Regions from separate parts of the Homo sapiens genome. Here region 1 is linked to region 2. A link is a contact called in ENCODE Hi-C or POLR2A ChIA-PET data. All regions are on one chromosome and are shown on one strand. The core of a region is the stretch at or near the end of the contact, and the rest is flanking DNA. Distances in the headings are between cores, read along the strand shown.

The links. A loop is a pair of places that touch in the nucleus more often than their neighbours do. ChIA-PET counts read pairs that join two places held with the same protein, here RNA polymerase II (POLR2A). Pooled maps may share reads with other maps.
Region 1: a loop to region 2 is called in a map of ascending aorta, with 6 times the contacts of the local background. The contact joins the promoter of TBC1D2 here to the promoter of NINJ1 in region 2. A Hi-C loop is called at or near these places in 1 of 168 maps with a recorded cell type or tissue (ascending aorta) and 2 of 50 pooled maps. POLR2A ChIA-PET finds 5 or more read pairs at or near these places in 1 of 52 experiments (activated B cell).

The regions. Positions count from the first base shown.
Region 1 is chr9:98,253,871-98,257,686 of GRCh38, reverse strand. It overlaps TBC1D2 (TBC1 domain family member 2), which reads left to right and starts at 2,038. Exons shown (of 13, transcript NM_001267571.2): 1 at 2,038-2,514. The coding sequence starts at 2,146. RefSeq lists an enhancer at 1,314-1,803 and a silencer at 1,974-2,023.
Region 2 is chr9:93,132,617-93,136,193 of GRCh38, reverse strand. NINJ1 (ninjurin 1) reads left to right here and starts at 1,943. Exons shown (of 4, transcript NM_004148.4): 1 at 1,943-2,051. The coding sequence starts at 1,977. It overlaps LOC124902212 (a long non-coding RNA gene), which reads right to left and starts at 3,182. Exons shown (of 3, transcript XR_007061665.1): 1 at 2,601-3,182. RefSeq lists enhancers at 633-1,229, 2,689-2,738 and silencers at 1,199-1,248, 1,749-1,978, 2,149-2,398.

The sequences.
Region 1 (3,816 bases), core at 789-3,288, 5.1 Mb before region 2:
AAATTAGCTGGGTATGGTGACGCGTGTATGTAATCCCAGCTACTCGGGAGGCTGAGGCAGGAGAATGGGAATTGGAGAGCATGCCACTGCACTCCAGCTTGGGCGACAGAGCGAGACTCTGTATCAAAAAAAAAAAAAAAAAAAAAAATTAAAAAAAAAGAAAAGAAAAGAAACTGGCTGGGTGCGGTGGCAGGAGAATCGCTTGAATCCGGGAGGCGGAGGTCACGGTGAGCCGAGATCGCGCCATTGCACTCCAGCCTGCGCAACAAGAGCGAAACTCTGTCTCGAAAAGAAAAGAAATATTTTGTCCCACATTCTGTACTAAGAGCTTCACACATATTATTTTATTTAATTATCAAAACAACTCTAAGGGTAGACAGGTGTAGATCCAGGTTTTGTGGGGACTGGAATTAAACAGCATTAAGGGCCTTCTGATTTTTAAAAAATTACAAAATTATGAACACAAAATTAGGTATGACGATGGTTATTTAGAATGAGAAAATAAATTGTAAATTATAACAAATGAAGAGCTCTCTGGCATTTAGGAGAAATGCTCCCTGGTTGCAACTCCCCACCTGTTAGACTACAAATCCCAGCGACCCATGCAAGTGAACATAAATTTCATTAGCTTCACCGTAAAGTTGTCTGGCGGCGGGTCGGGGGTGGGTAGGAAGAAGTGTTATCTCCATTTTTAGGTTGAGCAAATCACTCAGTATTGCAGAGTGGGAATCTGAAAATTATGCAAATAGACTCTAGAGCCCTCGCCTTTACCCCCACCCTGCTTCTTGTCAATATCACTGAGTGTGCATGAGGGTCTCGTTAACGACGGCTGAGGGGGAGACGATGAAGTAAGAGGAAAGGCTGAACAAAGGGCAAGAGAAAGGCAGAAAGAAGCTCCTAAAGAAAGCTGGACGCAATTGGGCTCCGCAACCCTAATGGAGAAATGCGCCTTAGGAGGGAAGGGGAGAAGTTTAAGGGGAAACAGGTAAAATGAGGCAGAAGTTGAGCAAGTTAGTCAAACCCTAAATTCTTTTACTTATTTACAAAACAGCCTGGCGCGGTGGCTCTCGCCTGTAATTCCAGCACTTTAGGAGGCCGAGGCAGGAGAATCGCTTGAGGCCAGGAGTTCAAGACCCCCCTCTCTGCAAAAAACAATTTAAAAATTAGCCGGGTGTGGTGGTGCGCAGTTGCGGTCTCAGCTACTCGGGAGACTGAGGCGGGAGGATGGCTTGAGACCGGGAGGCGGAGACTGCAGTGAGCTCTGATCGCGCCACTGCACTCCAGCCTGGGTGACAGAGCCAGACCGTCTCTAAAAATAATAATAGCAATAACAAAATAAAAATAAATGTACTGCACCCAACTATGACCCAGGAGTGGCATGGGTTTCCGCAGCGCAGCGGCCGCGCCTGGGCGCCCCAAGCAACACAACCAGCGCTGTCAGGAGGCGAATAGGAGCCAGGACAGAGAGCTGGGGAGGCCACTGCTGTCAGGCGAGGGATAAGAAGGCCGTCCGCGGCGTCACTGACGGGGCTGAAGGAACACCAGGAGAAGAGTGGCAGACAGCTCCGGAGCCGCGCTGCCCGGGCGACGCCGGAAGATGGGCCTCCCAGCGGTCTTCCTTTCAGCCAATGGCCGCGAGATGCGCCGTCCGAGGGTGCCCCGCGCGGCACAGGGAGGGAACAAGCAGCCCATCGGGTGCAAGAAAGCACTATCTTTCTAGGTGACTATGCGAACTACCAGGGAAGTGTAGCTAGGGACAGGCTTCTCTGCCCGCGGTTAACCTAACTCAGTGCCACCACGCCTTTAACCTGAAGCCAGGGAGCACGGCTGCCCTCAGTAAAGATGGCTGACTGGCGCGGAGAAAAAGCCGGAAGCAGCTGGGCTTTGCAGGGAGCCGACTGAGCGCTGCGGGGGCGTGGCCTGGCGGTGGAGGGGCGTGGCCAGCCGCCGTAACCTGGGTTTGCGATCTTTGAGGCGCGCGCACCGCACCCGGTCCCGACTCTGTGGCTTCCTGGGGGCGGGTTCGCCGTCGGCCCCGCCCCCGCCCAGGTGTCTCCCTTTGGGAAGCTGCCCGCCGAGTCTCCGAGATTTGTCCCTGGTGGTCCCGCGGACCCCTCGTCCCTCCGCAGTCTCCGGCTGGCAGCGATGGAGGGCGCTGGGGAGAACGCCCCGGAGTCCAGCTCCTCTGCCCCTGGGTCCGAAGAGTCTGCCAGGGATCCACAGGTGCCGCCTCCGGAGGAAGAATCGGGGGACTGCGCCCGGTCCCTGGAGGCGGTCCCCAAGAAACTCTGTGGGTATTTAAGTAAGTTCGGCGGCAAAGGGCCCATCCGGGGCTGGAAATCCCGCTGGTTCTTCTACGACGAAAGGAAATGTCAGCTGTATTACTCGCGGACCGCTCAGGATGCCAATCCCTTGGACAGCATCGACCTCTCCAGTGCAGTGTTTGACTGTAAGGCGGACGCTGAGGAGGGGATCTTCGAAATCAAGACTCCCAGCCGGGTTATTACCCTGAAGGTAAATTCCTGCAACGACTTTCTCCTTTCCAGCGGCGTGAGGTCCCCTTTTCGCAGGGCAAGGCTGGGCGCGAGTGTGAGGTGGACACAGTAAATTTGGAGTGTCGGTGACGACAGTTCCAAGAACTTTGTGCTTTGCAAAGTGCATTCCCACCCATTTCCTCATTGGGTTCCCACAAGGCAGGGAAGACAGACCCATTTTACGGATCAAGAAACTGAGTCAGAGGGAGATGAAAGGACTGGCTCGAGGTCCATGCGTCTAGAGAGTAGGGTAGCTTGGAATCCCATAGTCTTTCTACCTCTCAGTGCTGAATCAAAACTTTTACTTTTGGGTGTGCCTGACAGTGCAGTTACCTTAACTTTCTTACCTGGGACCTAAGTAAGTCAAAATATGGTCTTTGCAATCCTCTCTCAAGGCCAGGATTCTGATTCCCGTTTCTTGATATTTTGGCCAAGGTCAGTGAATGCTGAGAAGAGACTGGCAGGGATTAGGAAAATAAACACTTAGGTTTCACTGATCAGCCTAGATTGTTCATCTAGGCATGCTTAAACCTGTTTTCCTATCAGCAGCAAGGGGTAGGTTTTATCATCATGTGTAACTGAGAAAGCCTAAAGCAGTAGAAAGGCCACATTCTTTGAAATCAGACGGGCTTGGATTCAAATTGTACATTTGCTACTTACTAGCTGTGTGACCCTGGACAAGTTACTTAACCTCTCAGAACCTAGGTGGTTTGTAAGCATTTGACACATCACAGGCATGTACAAATTGTTGAATTAATTGCATCACCTAGAATACAGCCTGGTACCTAGTGGAGTACTTAATAATTTTTTGTTGCATAAGCACACATGCACACACAAGGTGATGGAACCAAGGTCAGAGTGCTAATGTCAAGAGGAGGTGTCCCATAACTTAATTGGAAAGACAGATCTGGGCTAAGTGTTCTATGGGCATCAGAGAAGAATGTGCCAGGAGATAGCCTTCCCCACCCCATCCCCATCTGTCCACCCCTCCAACCCCAACTCCAGCTAAGTGGGTATCTGTGGATGCCCACGTGTTCAGTTCTCCTTTACTGACTGGACTTGGCGGGTGACCAGGCTGGGGGACTTGGTTAAAATAATGAAACTCAGGAATCCCTGGCCAGGGAAGGCATTTTCGAGGTCATGTGGTTCCCGGGTCTATGTGTCTCTTCCACAGGTTGACTGCTGTATGCAGGGTCTTCAACACATGGTCTTTATAATAGTATTCCATTGTTCCTGGCTCTGCGCTTGGCGGGGTGTGGAGCTAATGCACCCCCACCCCTGG
Region 2 (3,577 bases), core at 694-3,193:
CAGCCCCAGGAGCTGAGGAAACTGAGGCTGGGAGAGGGTCTCAGACGGCCAGCACAGAGCAGGTTTACAAACCCCGAGGCTGATGTCCCAACTGTCACTGGTGCTGCGACCCTCCCGGCTTCCTCTTAGAAGGTGGGAATGGGGCCAGGCGCAGTGGCTCATGCCTGTAATCCTAGCACTTTAGGAGGCTGAGGCGGGCAGATCACCTGAGGTCAGGAGGTGATCTGGCCAACATGGTGAAATTCTGTCTCTACCAAAAATACAAAAATTAGCCGGGCGTGGTGGCGCACACCTGTAGTCCCAGCTACTCAGGAGGCTGAGGCAGGAGAACGGTGTGAACCCGGGAGGTGGAGCTTGCAGTGAGCCAAGATCGCACCACTACACTCTAGCATGGGCGACAGAGCAAGACTCCATCTCAAAAAAAAAAAAAAAAAAGGATGGGAATGATGAACCACACTGCAGGAGCTCCCACATGGCACAAAGGAAAGAATACTCTCAGGACGGGGTCTCCACCTGCCAAGCCCTCCTACTTCGGGGCCTCTCTACACGCCCTTGGCCTTCCAAGGTCTCAGGGCTCCCCTGCAGCTCCCAGGGCCCTTTCTGGGTGTGACGTATTTTCTCTGTGGTCCCACACCTCCTGCCCCTCCAGGAATTGAGCCCTCGTGGGCAGGCACTATCCCCCAGAATAGGGATTTGTCCCATACTGTGAGAGAGTTTTTTGTGTGAATGGTGCTGGATTTCCAGCTGCTGGTGAACACTCAGGTGTGCCAACAGTGCCCTGATTATGCGAGGACAACAGCAACCATCCCCGTCGTGGGCCACCGTGCCAGACCCTGTCCTGCAGATCCCCTCTGAGGCAGAGCTGGGGCAGTGACAGCCTGAGCCTCAGTTTCTCTGCTGTGAAGTGGGCCCACGACAGCTCCTCCTTCATGGGATGACCCCGTTTGGAGGATCAGGGCAAGCGCAATCCTGCTGCCCTGCCCATGCCCACTCACTCCTACCTCCTGTCCCGGTGGCAGCCTGACTGGACAGAGCCTGGGGTCTGAGCTGGCCTTCCTTCCACTGCCCTTCTGGAAATAGAGTGGCCATACTGCCGCAAGCTGACTATGCTGTGGTCAGGATGAACTCCCCTGGCCTCCCAGGGTGGCCGCCACATGCTCTCGACCCCCAGGCCCCCAGATGGGCAAAGTGCTGAGGAATGAACATATGGAGAAACAGAGACCAAACAACCACTTCAATCATACAACAGGTGGGGGCCCGCCTAGCATCTGGCCAGGGCTCTGGGCACTGTGCTGCCCCCAGCCCACCCCCTGCCACAGGTGGCACAGATGGGCCCATGAGTCAGCGCACGTTCATCCCCTTTGTGCCTCCCCCAGCCCCTCCAGCAGTCTGTGCCCTCATAACCCCCATTTCCCAGGCAGGAAAACCTAAGGTCAGGGAGTGGGAAGCCCTGTGTCAGCGTGGCCCGCAATCAGGGGAACCCCGGACTCTCTGACGCTGTTACTAGGGGCGCAGCAGGCGCTGTGCTGGAGCGATCTGCGGTTCCCAGGGCGAACCCCGCCTGGGAAAAACCCAGCGTGGGCGCCAGCGGCAACGCCCGCTCGCTTTCATGCAGTTTGCCTGGTGGCCAGGGAAAGGTCGTTCTTGGCCTCATTTTGTGGATTAAAAGTGTCCGCGACGGAGGTTCAGAGCAAGACGCAGCGCAGGGTCCTCTGGGGCCATCGGCGTCGCGCCCCCTCCCTTGTGGGGCCCCGCGGGACCGTCTCAGGCCCGAGGGGTTGGGGTCGCCCCAAACTGCGCGCTCTCAGCGTACAGCCTCCAGGCCCCGGGCCCGCCCCGGGTGGAGGCGGAGTCTGGGGCAGCAGCTCGCCGCCGGGCGGGCCGGGGGCGGGCCGGGGGCGGGCGCGCAGCTGGAGCCTGCGGCTGAGGCTCGGGCGCGCTCAGGCCCGGATCCTGGCGGCCTGGGCGGCCGCACCATGGACTCGGGAACCGAGGAGTACGAGCTCAACGGCGGCCTGCCTCCGGGCACACCCGGCTCCCCGGACGCCTCGGTAAGACCTTCCCCCCACCGCTGCATGATCTTGCCAGGCCCTGTCCTTTCGGGGCGCCGCGGCTCCCCGGGCACCTGTGTGCGCCGCGTCCGCACTGCAGAGTGTTGGGGGACGTCCCGCTCTAGGCCAAGTCCTTCCCGCCCCATCAGGGTCAGAACGATGCCCCCGGGAGCTCCAGCCACCCCCGGCAAGTGGGCGGGACGAGGGGGCGTGGGGGCGCAGGGCGGGCTGGCGTCCCCAGCCCCACTAAGCAGCGCCCGCGCTTGGCTGCACGGCGGAGGGGGCCTCGGCGCAGCTCCTCGGGCTAAGGACTGCCGGCGCCCGGCTTTCCCGACCTCCCCCCCACTCTCGCGCGGGCCTCTCTAACTTCAGCCTCGCCGTGCCGGCTCCTCCGCGCACTTTGCCCGGAGGCGGGCGGAGGGGAGTCACAGCCTCCGGGCTCCAGACCAGCTGCATGCAGACAGTTACGTCACCCCACGCTGACCACACAATCTGATGCGTGCCTTGATGGGGGAACTTGGGGCCCGCTGTGGTCCCTATTCCACTCACCTGCCTTGAGAAATAGAAACGTCACACAGCCTTCAGTGTATGCCGCCACCGGCCCTCCAGAACTTGCCCTGCCCGGCCTGGGAGGGCTGTGGGCAGGGGGCAGGCCCTGGTAGTGGTCCCGCTTCAGAATTCTTCATCCCAGGACTCAGCACTTACTGAGCACCTTGTGTTTGTTGCAAGGTCCTGGCATGGCCCTCTGGTGACTTGTTTACTTTGAACATTCTTTCCTTTTCTAACCCCCTCAGGGATGGGGGCAGGGAACAGCAGCCTGTTGGGTTTTTCCAGGCCTCTCCATGGCGTGGACCAGACTGGGGCAAAGACACTCTGCCCACTCGCTGGTGAACAGTCCTAGGCCGGTGCTGTGGGGACAGGACATGTTCGGGGAGGCGGGGCCCCATGAGCCACGGGATAGGATGGCCCTGGGGCTGCATGGACACTTGTTCCTAGGTTAGAGAGGAGCTGTCGCACTGCAGGACTTGACCGGTGTGCGGGACCCCAGCGACCTGGCCCTGCCCCAGTGTGTGAGCACTTTGGAGCAATAGGCAGGGGGCTCCTCCGGCTGTGTGTCCTTGGGAAGTTGCCACACCTCGCTGGGCCTTTTAGACATGGTCTTATAAAGAGAGAACAAAGGGTCTCTCCTGCCTTCAGGGAAGTGGGGAAAGCAAGTCAGGTAATAAACAGGTCAGTGGCTTGGAAGCGCCTTGGAAAGGAAGGGATACTGCTCCTCCCCCAACCCTGACCTTGCCCGGGCAATGCCCTCCACTCAGAGCAGTCTCTGCTCACTTCTGCGGGCGGCAGGATAGGCTGTGCCTCCTGAGATGGGTGCATCTCAAGCCCAGAGGAGATTGGGTTGGATTTGTTCCCGGATCACTGTCTTGGCTCTGGGCACCAGAGGGAGAGAGACACAGCCCCGCCCCACCAAGCCGCGGTTGGAGAGCAGCCCAGCCCAGACAGGGCAGGAGAGGCCAGGGCAAAGC